Regions from separate parts of the Homo sapiens genome. Here all the other regions are linked to region 2. Evidence: chromatin contacts called from ENCODE Hi-C or POLR2A ChIA-PET data. All regions are on one chromosome and are shown on one strand. The core of a region is the stretch at or near the end of the contact, and the rest is flanking DNA. Distances in the headings are between cores, read along the strand shown.

Region 1 (3,315 bases), core at 600-3,099, 4.0 Mb before region 2:
ACCACGTCCAGCTAATTTTTGTATTTTTAGTAGAGACGGGGGTTTCACCATGTTGGCCAGGCTGGTCTTGAACTCCTGACCTCAAGTGATCTGCCCGCCTCGGCCTCCCAAAGTGTTGGGATTACAGGCGTGAGCCACTGCGCCCAGACTTTCCTTTAATTCTTTACTATTCAGCTATTTTATCCTTCCTTCTTACCCAGTTTGAAATGTAATTCATGGCTGGGCTGGGTGGTTCACGCCTGTAATCCCAGCACTTTGGGAGGCCGACGCGGGCATATCACCTGAGGTCAGGAGTTAGAGACCAGCCTGGCCAACATGGTGAACCCCACACCCCTCCCCCTCCCGTCTCTACTAAAAATACAAAATTAGCCTGGTGTGGTGGCGCATGCCTGTAATCCCAGCTATTCGAAAGGCTGAGGCAGGGGAATCGCTTGAACCCGGGAGGCAGAGGTCGCAGGGAGTCGAAATCGCGCCATTGCACTCCAGCCCGGGCAAGAAGAGCGAAACTCCGTCTCAAAAAAAAAAAAAAGTAATTTACATTTTCTTCTGCCTTTTTCACAGGACTCACTAGTCTCAGTTCCTGGAGATGGGAAGTACAAAACCTGTTTCTTTACTCAGTTGTAACTTGCACTGGCTTTCCTAACAATTACAGCATTCTGGGGTTCTCTGGGAACTTACACATCTGTTCTTTGCTCCCCAAATAAGCAGGTACTTTTTTTGATTGCTCTTAAACAATCTGGGTATTTCCCTCCCGGCCTCGCGTGATGCAGTTTAAAAAATAGAATAGGTCACGTTATTCCCCTGTTTCATCTTGTTGATAATTTGTGGAGTCGGGTAGAGACTCCATCTTCTATCTTAAGTATCTGGCGCTTGTGGGGGAATTAAGATCCTAAATGAGAATACTAAGTCCTTCGGCAGTTGGCACTAATCAATTACTCATTACTGATAACGGAATGAGCCACTGGAAATTTTAAAAGGAAAAGTACATGGGAGAACCTGATCAATTTAGCCAGCCACTTCTGGAGTGCCACAGTCACTAATGAAGCAACCTCCAGTGCAGGCCCTGGCTCCAGGGCGCTATGTACAACCTCCTGCCTCGCGCAACGTGGGTCTCCCGGAGCCTATCCTGCCAGCGCCGCGCACGGTCCCAGTCCACCAGGCCGCCAAGGCCCGGAGGGGGGCGCCCTAGTCGCGGGGAACACTGGAAATGCTTCAGGGGCGGACTCCGAAGACCGAGTATTGCCTCGAGGGACTTTCTGCGCCACCCCGTAATCGCTTGCGCTCCAGGTCTTCGTAGGTGGGGGCCGGGTGGGTGAAGACTGGGACCCTATGCCACGCGCAGCACTCAGAGGAGGGCTGGGGTCCCAGGGCCGCAGCGCGGTCAGTTCAGTCCGGGCTCGAGCTTCCTAGCAGCGCCCTCCTTGGGGGCTGGCCCTGACCCTCGGTGCCGCTACGAGTGGGTGGCCAGAAGCTGGTGGTGGAGAGGGAGAGCGTCTGCAAGGAACGACGAGGCTGGCGCCGGGACCACGCGGCGGAGGCGATCGAAAGAGAAACGAGGCCAGGCAAGGAGGAGGAAATCCACCCGATGAAGGCGAGCTGCCGCCTAAGAGGGAGGAGGGTCCTTTCGGCTGCCGCTGCTGCTGTTCCGGGACGCCGCCTGGGGAGCCAGCCCGCTCGTAAGGTGCGCGCCAGGTAGCTCCGCACCCAGGGGGCGCCCTTCCTGGCCCCTCCCAGAGCGGCCGGGACGGAAGGAGCTGCGCGGCGCGGCGCGGCGCGGCGCGGCGGGTGGCGAGGGCGGGCTGCACCCCGAGCGCGGCGCCCTTGAGCTGCACCGCGGCGCAGGTTTGCGAGCCGACTTGTCAGCCGGCCAAGAAAAGGAAGCTCCGTCCCTTCCCGCTCACCCGGCTTCCCCACCCCTTGTACTCTAAACTCTGCAGAGGGCGAGCGGCGCGGCCACGGAGGCGCCGAGGAGGAGCGAGCCGCCGCCGGGCAGCGGCGTGCCCTCGGGGGAGAGGGCGCCGGAGAGGAGGCGGCGGCGCGGCGGCGAGGGCGCGGCGCGCGATGGCAGCTGCTTAGCCCGGCGGGCGCGGAGCAGCCCCGAGCTGTGGCTGGCCAGGCGGTGCGGCTGGGCGGGGGACGCCGCCGCCGTTGCTGCCCGGCCCGGAGAGATGAGCACGGAGGCGGACGAGGGCATCACTTTCTCTGTGCCACCCTTCGCCCCCTCGGGCTTCTGCACCATCCCCGAGGGCGGCATCTGCAGGAGGGGAGGAGCGGCGGCGGTGGGCGAGGGCGAGGAGCACCAGCTGCCACCGCCGCCGCCGGGCAGCTTCTGGAACGTGGAGAGCGCCGCTGCCCCTGGCATCGGTTGTCCGGCGGCCACCTCCTCGAGCAGTGCCACCCGAGGCCGGGGCAGCTCTGTTGGCGGGGGCAGCCGACGGACCACGGTGGCATATGTGATCAACGAAGCGAGCCAAGGGCAACTGGTGGTGGCCGAGAGCGAGGCCCTGCAGAGCTTGCGGGAGGCGTGCGAGACAGTGGGCGCCACCCTGGAAACCCTGCATTTTGGGAAACTCGACTTTGGAGAAACCACCGTGCTGGACCGCTTTTACAATGCAGGTGCGTGTGTGACCCCTTTCCCATCCCGCGCGGTCGGGACCCGCGTTTAATCTGGCGGTCTTCGGGGCATTTCATTTTTCTGGGCGGGAAGCATTTACTTCTTGCCCCACTTTGGGGGCAGCGAGCGCCGCTGCGTGACTGCTCCTGTCGCTCGCCGCTCCGGAGAGAGCGTGTGTGCTTGTGCAAGAGTCTGTGTGTACTTGTGCGATAGACCTATGGATCCACCCACCGCCCAGCGCTGGAGCCCTGGGTCCATGCGATCGACTTGAACTGTTCTCCAGCAGTGTGAGATATTTGCCCCAGTCAGTCTTTCTCCTTTCAGTGTCTCGGTTTCGCTTCTGTGAGGTTTGGTCCCTGTTTTCTTTCTGCATATACCTGTGACCGTTTTAGATGAGGTTCTCCTTTTCTCTGTGTAGTTTTGAGAGTACGGGAACGATGACATACCATGCACGCAGAGTGTAACTATATTAATTTGCATGCCATGTGATGATCTTCCCAACTCACCTTACCTTCGATAAGTTTTAGTAGCTTGAATTTCCTCTCACCAACCCAGACTTTGAAGTAATTACAGTGCTTCCAAAGGCAATAACATTACAACTTACACTGAACTTGTGTGTTATCTTTGTAAGGATTTTGGTGAAAGAACCAGGGCCTGTTTTTTATTACCCCATAAACCATGGTGGGCTAGAAAGTTTGTAA
Region 2 (3,633 bases), core at 274-2,773:
GAAGACGAGGGGGGCAGATGACCCGAGGTCAGGAGTACCAGACCAGCCAGAGACCAACATGGCGAAACCCCGTTTCTACTGAAAGTACAAAAACTAGCTGGGCATGGTGGCGTGTGCCTGTAATTCCATCTACTCGGGAGGCAGAAGAATCGCTTGAACCTGGTAGGTAGAGGTTGCAATGAGATCGCGCCACTGCACTCCAGCCTGGGGGACAGAGCAAGACTCTTTGTCTCAAAAAAAAAAAAGAAAAAAGAAAAAAAAAAGACTGTGGCATTAATGGAACAGTTATGAAATGCCATGCAATAATGCCGAAATAGAAATACAGAAGACTCATACTAGGACCTACTAAATACATTAAACAATAATGCCGTTTCCATCGGATTGAACTGGCTAGATTACACCAAAACGAACTTGTCCTGTAAAACCTTAAAACTGCATTTAAATTCAGCTCAAGAGTAGGTTGATTTGTCAATGCCACCACCCTAAAAAACACATTAACTCGATCCATTCAAATACATTAACAAATATCCCAAATTCAAATAAATCACAGCTATTATACTACTAAATTCATCTAGGACCAAATGCTTCTGAAACCTGAGTTTGAAATTCCATTAAATTAATGCTTGTTTTGCAAACTACCAGATGTAATGTGGCTCTCCATCTCATCTATCTGCCAGATAAGTATAAGACTGACTAGCTCCACAACCTACAGGTTTGTCAGACTCTTATGTTTCACTCATAAAAGGAGTGAAGGGGTATCCGACAATTAAAGTCATCATTCAAACACTGTAGTTTTGAGTGCTTATCCCCATTCCAAACAGCAACCCACACATTTTAAGTGGGCTTTATAGATCTGAGTTCTGATACCTTTTCCTAGGTTTCCGGTAGGACGGATGCCATTCAGAACTTTTGCGCTAACACCATGAACTCCATGCCTTCTTCCCTTGGGTGGCAGTTTTGTTCCGGTTGCAAGAACCCACAGTATTGAGACTGATACACGTACTTGTCTAAGGCTTTGGCAGCTTCGCGAATTCCACGTGCTAGGCCATCGTGGATGAGGGCAGTCTTCAGAACCTCTTGTAAAGCAGTATTAACGTCCATTACACCTCCAGCAGCAATGCTTAAACGCGACACATCAGAACCATCAGTTAAAATCCTCACACCACATAAGGCCTTGCACTCAGCAAAAGCTAAGTGTACAACAGACGCGCTTACGGCGACCCGTTTGACCCAGTCCTGTTCCGCCAGCTCTAGCCCCACGCCTCAGCCGCACCCCGACCCCAACTCCAACCCCGGCCCCTGGGCTCACCCTTCCTCGGCCATGGCGGTGGGTTACGGGTGAAGTTGAATCTTGAACGCACTAAAAAACAAAAGCATTGACTTGTTAAAGAACCAGATACTCGTCACGAATCCCAGCAAGAACGCAACGAGCCACAAATTATAACCAATACACCCCCCTGCCGCCTCGCTCAACTTACCCCAAGCCTCCGCCTCCGCGCGACTCGGCGGCGGCAGGGAAAGAGGCCTCATCCGCACGCATGCCGGTATTTAAGGGTTTTTCAGGTCCCCTGTGCGCATGTGCACTCCCACCCTCGAAAGAGGTGGCTCCCGCAGTGCCGGGCCTGGGGAGTTTCTGTTTCCGGATTGAGGCGGTTCTGAGGCAAACGTACTGCGAGTTTTCTATCTCTGCCAGGCCGGTCCTTGGCGAGTGCAACAGGCACTACGCGGGCAGCTTCGCGTTGTCCTTCTTTGCGGAGGCGTGGCCCACCGAGGCCCAGGGAACTCATTCTACGGAGCGCGACAGAAGCCAAACAAGTGTGTCCGCGTGTTCTTTAAGGCACCTAGAGCCCTGTATCCCGCCGAGCGCCAGTTTTAACCCTTTCCACACCACGTTCTACTTTCCTGTTGCTTCTACAAGACCCAGCCTCCCCAGGCAGCGCACTTTGTTCCTTCGCTTCTAAGTCACCCTGAGAGACCATGTTTGTGTCGTTGTGGGTGTGATCCTCATCTTTGTCTTCATGAAACGAGAGCCTACATGCTTTCACTCTTCCAGGCTGGAGTGCAATGGCGCGATCTCAGCTTACTGCGACCTCCGGCTCCCGGTTTCAAGCGATTCTCCTGCCTCAGCCTCCCGAGTAGCCGGGATTGCAGGCGCCTGCCACCACCCTGGCTAATTTTTTGTATTTTTAGTAAAGACGGGATTTCACCATGTTGGCCAGGCTGGTCTCGAACTCCTGACCTCAGGGGATCCACCCGCCTCGGCCTCCCAAAATGCTGGGATTAGAGGCGTGACCCGCCGCCCCCGGCCGCTTTCACTATTTCTAAGCCCTTTCCCTGCGGTGTGTTGGTAAAGCGGAACCCTGCAGCCAGGGGTCAATTCTAGTTTCTAAGTATAGCGGGAGTCGCTTCTGAACGAAGTTTGTTCTGCTTTGTTTGGTTTTTAACGACGCGTTGTGCTCGGAATACACAGTTCCGCGCAACTCAGAATTCCTCAGGTGCATTTTCAACACCTACAATGTGCCTGACGCAGGGCCAGGTCCTGGGACTACAGACATGAAATATCCAGTCTTTGAGGAGTCCATTTTCTTCCAGGAAGCAATATTTTAAATTTGGAAGTGATTGGCCATTCCCCAATCCCCACTTCCAAACCAAACGCACGAAACACTACTGAATATGATCAATACTGCCTTTGTGTTTAATTTCCTCTCCTGGGTAGTCAGCCGCCAAACCAGTGAGCAATTATTAGGCGCTTGGCACGTGCCAGCGCTGTGAATCCAGTGGGCAGATACTGTTAGACTGGTGAGTGCAGCGAAAAAAACAAAAATGGGTAACGCAGTAAGAGCACCAGGGAGTTCACCAGAACAGAGACCTGCTGTAATGTTAATAAACTGATAGAGTTCAGTTTACTGATAGAGTTCAGTTTTAGATTTTCCGCTGGTTTCAGTTTCATTTTTAAAGCGTTGAAGCTGCTTCTCTGTCAGTAACTCATGCAAATGTTTATTGAGCTTTTGATTTAAAAAAAAAAAAAAAACGAGGAATTTATAAAGATGATTCATTCCTGTAGCCCTGGTTTGTTTGTGGTGGGATTAAGATTTTAGACAAAAATCAGAATACCTCAGGGCCACAGAGGAGATACAAAGTGGCAGGGGGTTAGGGAGTGGGGATGGTGTGAAAAGGTAAGAGGACCTCAGGCTTCTGGCAGCATTCGAAACAGGCTCAAAACAAAAACTAAGAGATTCCAAATCGGTGAGCATGGAAGGAGAGGAGGGTATTCTAAATGGATGAAAGTGTAGGGGCAAAGGCATGAAATCCTTCTTGCCTTTTTTGGAGGTTATAATTAACACGTTTGTATTTTTGAAAGAGAATGTGGCAAATAGTCTTTCAGCGCATTTCTCATTATCTAAAGACAGTACAGTTGATATGCTAAGCATATTAGATTCCTTCCCCAAACAAATTTTTAAGGAAGAAGCAGGGAATTTGGGAAACCTAAGTGAAAACATTCACTGCCAAACAGCATATTTATGTGGGGGGAAAATGATCAAGTGCCTTGTTAGCTAAGGCAGTTGTTCCCAGTACCAACCAGCTCAGACTTGGTTTCTATCTTTCAGCAGCTGCTAATCTGTTCTATTGACT
Region 3 (3,243 bases), core at 686-3,185, 3.1 Mb after region 2:
AATTTATTTAATTTTCCTTTAGCACAGACTTTTCCTTTTCTTTTCTGATTTTTCTGCCCCTCCGCCCGCCCCCGGCAATGTAAGGGCTGAAGAAGCATTTTTCTTTTACAGTGGGGTCAACTTGCTTTTGATTTTGAAAGTTGTTGCCAACATACAGGCAGGGTTGTTGCAAAAAGACTTCTTCGTTTCCTAGAGGAGGGCTTGAGTAGGGAGAAAACCATCTGGACTTCTCACTTCTGGGAACTCAAGTATTAACTAAATTCATTTTTGTGTGTAGATCAGAGGGGAAAATAAGAGGAAGTGGGAGAGGAAAAAAAAAAGCTGCCTTGTATTTTTGAATATGGAAAAAACTATCAAGTGATCACCGTGATCAGCACATTTAATGGTTGCATTTAAGTCTGAATAGAATTTTTGAGAAGGCTGGGCTTTTTTGACATCTCTTTTTAATGAAAAATATGTAACAATAACCTTTATACAGTACCTTCAATTTGCCTGGTATTGTGTGCTTTATAATATCCTATATTTGAATATTGACTCATTTATATTTCACAATTTTTTTTTTTTAGACGGAGTCTTGCTCTGTTGGCCCAGGGTGGAGTGCAGTGGTGTGATCTCAGCTCACTGCAACCCCTGGCTCCCAGGTTTAAGTGATTCTCCTAGCTCAGCCTCCCAAGTAGCTGGGATTACAGGTGCCTGCCACCATGCCTGGCTAATTTTTGCATTTTTAGTAGAGATGAGTTTTTACCATGTTGGCCAGGCTGGTCTTGAACTCTTGACCTCAATTGATCCGCCCACCTCGGTCTCCCAAAGTACTGGGATTACACATGTGAGCCACTGTGCCCAGCCCTATATTTCATGATTCTATGAGAGTAGGTATAGTTATGGTCTCTATTTTATAGTTGGGGAAACCGAGGCCCAAAAGTGAAGAAAACTTGCTCAAGGTGACATGCTAGGAATGTGGTGGAGCTGCTTTGAAACCCTGGCAGCCTGGTTCCAGAGGCTGTCCTGTTAATTACTACGCTGTGTCCAGTGTCCACCGCCGGAGTCTGAGAAAGCAGTAATGACGTTTCTCTATTTCAGTGACCTTGCATATTGGATTTGCCCAGTTTACTTTGGAAGTACCCATTCCACTTTTCTAGGATCATGAAACACTGTATTTAATACTCAAATATCTTAGTGCTGATATCTTCTCTGATTCTAGAGGGCATTTCACAGATCTTACTGAAAAATTCCTTGGGGTAGTATTAGGCTTCGGGTTAAGTAATTTATTTATTAGACAAATTTCTTGGCTTTCATGATTTGGGTAAAGTATGGTCAATCTGTGTACTTCTGATTATATGCTAAACACGTGAAAGTCACCAGATGGCCAACTACGATGATTCCCATGGACTTCTACGGATATATTAATGCTGTTTTGGAGGACCCTCTGTGTGCCGCAGGCTCCATGACACCTAATGTTGGTGGATGCGTTCTGGTGTGTATGTGTTTCCATGAAATTTACAAACTAACACACAGCATTCTAACATGTTCACTTAGGAACTTTCAAAACTTTGCCCTACAAGACAACATTCTCAATAGAGAAAATTTAGAAAAATAGCAGCACAAAAGAGGAGGCAAAAGTCACTTATATTATTAATATAATACTACTCTAGAGCTAACCACAATTGAATTTTATTTTGCCTCAGTATTTTTTTCCCATGCACATTCCTAGGCATGCTATCTTAAAGCAACAGTTTGTGTAGTTAATCTGTTGCTCTCCCCACAGTTATATTTTAACTAGGGTACTGAATACAGAACGTTTTGCACATGCATTTTTGCTGGAGAAACCACAGATATGTAGCCATTTATAGTGTTTCTTAGCTATCGCATGCATCATTTCCTCTCCTACTTCCTCCTGTCACTGGCAGTCCTGCAGCTGGCCTGCCTTGCCACTCCTGACATCTGAGTCATCACTGACATCTCTCTCCCCAGGCCTGCTCAAGGAGCTCTTACTAAGCTTTGTTATTTTTTTCTCTCCAAGATTTTTCAGATCTGTACTTTATTTTTCAACGCCCCAACTCAATCCTAATCTGCACTTCAATCATCTCGCGCTGTCAGTGTCAGTTTCTTGGCTTTGAGCTCCTTCTCTTTTCAATTCACATTTTCAAAAGCCATTTTCTCCCAAGTGTTTTCTCACCTTTCCTTTCTTAGCAGAACTCCCCCCCGCCGTGGTTACACCTCCACGTTACTTTCCAGGTATGCCCACATCATTTTATGATTCTTGATGGTGTTCTCATTCACCATATCCACTTTGTGCAAGGCAGAGATACACCTTGCTGCTTTGTTATTGCATTGTTGTGAAAGGTAAATTGGGCTGGCCCCAGAGAAAATTGTGAAATAAGGAAAGATTTTGCCATCTCCAACCTCTATTTTCCATTACATTTTTGACTCATCAGGGCTTTTTTCTTCTCTGACTTGTTATCATTCCGCTCTGTAATTCATACTGCTAATCAAAATATGAAAGGATCTGATATTGGTTGTTTATACGTAAATGAATTTGATCACAAATTATTAACGTGTGATCAATGTTTTAATGAAATGAAGCTAATGCAAGTAGATATAGTTTTTCATTTCTACGGGAAAAAAAGCCCGTACTTGGCAGATAAAAAAACCAACAACCCTGTGCTGGTTCCTTCCACCTCAAATTAAAAGAAAAAACAAGGCCGGGCGTGGTGGCTCACGCCTGTAATCCCAGCACTTTGGGAGGCTGAATTGGGCAGATCACGAGGTCAGGATATCGAGACCATCCTGGCTAACATGGTGAAACCCGGTCTCTACTAAAAATACAAAAAGTTAGCCGGGCGTGGTGGCGAGTGCCTGTAGTCCCAGCTACTCGGGAGGCTGAGGCAGGAGAATGGTGTGAACCTGGGAGGTGGAGCTTGCAGTGAGCCGAGATCACGCCACTGCAGTCCAGCCTGGGTGACACAGCGAGACTCCGTCTCAAAAAAAACAAAAAAAAAAACAAAAAAAAAAAAAGAAAAAACAAAACACATTTCTCACTTTTTTTTTCCTGAAGTATATAAGTCTGTGAATAACCATGGTGGTAAAAACAGAAAGGAGAAACAGAACGAGAAAGAAAGAAATAGAACAATCAATAGAATATAGTAATATTATCAAGCTATGTCTTTTGATTAAAATGTATTATATGGTTTACCTTGATTAAAATGCATTATGTGTGCAGTTTTCTCAAAAAAATTCTTATTG

The links. A loop is a pair of places that touch in the nucleus more often than their neighbours do. ChIA-PET counts read pairs that join two places held with the same protein, here RNA polymerase II (POLR2A). Pooled maps may share reads with other maps.
Region 1: a map of naive thymus-derived CD4-positive, alpha-beta T cell shows a loop between it and region 2 (7-fold over the local background). The contact joins the promoter of MAP3K5 here to the promoter of RPS12 in region 2. A Hi-C loop is called at or near these places in 2 of 168 maps with a recorded cell type or tissue (gastrocnemius medialis and naive thymus-derived CD4-positive, alpha-beta T cell) and 6 of 50 pooled maps. POLR2A ChIA-PET finds 5 or more read pairs at or near these places in 1 of 52 experiments (activated CD4-positive, alpha-beta T cell).
Region 3: a map with no recorded cell type shows a loop between it and region 2 (13-fold over the local background). The contact joins the enhancer-like site here to the promoter of RPS12 in region 2. A Hi-C loop is called at or near these places in 1 of 168 maps with a recorded cell type or tissue (K562), 1 of 37 single-sample maps with no recorded cell type and 7 of 50 pooled maps. POLR2A ChIA-PET finds 5 or more read pairs at or near these places in 2 of 52 experiments (activated CD4-positive, alpha-beta T cell and activated naive CD4-positive, alpha-beta T cell).

The regions. Positions count from the first base shown.
Region 1 is chr6:136,791,011-136,794,325 of GRCh38, reverse strand. It overlaps MAP3K5 (mitogen-activated protein kinase kinase kinase 5), which reads left to right and starts at 1,849. Exons shown (of 30, transcript NM_005923.4): 1 at 1,849-2,616. The coding sequence starts at 2,169. RefSeq lists enhancers at 769-848, 1,219-1,278, 1,389-1,618, 2,409-2,478, 2,584-3,099 and a silencer at 1,639-2,278.
Region 2 is chr6:132,812,459-132,816,091 of GRCh38, reverse strand. RPS12 (ribosomal protein S12) reads right to left here and starts at 1,523. Exons shown (of 6, transcript NM_001016.4): 1 at 1,479-1,523; 2 at 1,310-1,360; 3 at 1,004-1,120. The coding sequence starts at 1,323. It overlaps SNORD101 (small nucleolar RNA, C/D box 101), which reads right to left and starts at 785; the gene lies at 713-785. LOC107986644 (a long non-coding RNA gene) reads left to right here and starts at 1,804. Exons shown (of 3, transcript XR_001744345.3): 1 at 1,804-2,799. RefSeq lists enhancers at 1,058-1,187, 1,618-1,897, 1,812-2,558, 2,988-3,057.
Region 3 is chr6:129,682,828-129,686,070 of GRCh38, reverse strand. All of the region lies in intron 1 of ARHGAP18 (Rho GTPase activating protein 18), which reads left to right. Among named protein-coding and RNA genes, the nearest start is that of ARHGAP18, 26 kb to the left of the region's middle. RefSeq lists an enhancer at 1,733-2,027. Within about 2 kb of position 1,935, at least 35 of the 41 ENCODE cell types and tissues checked have a DNase peak (open chromatin) inside an H3K27ac peak, as active enhancers do.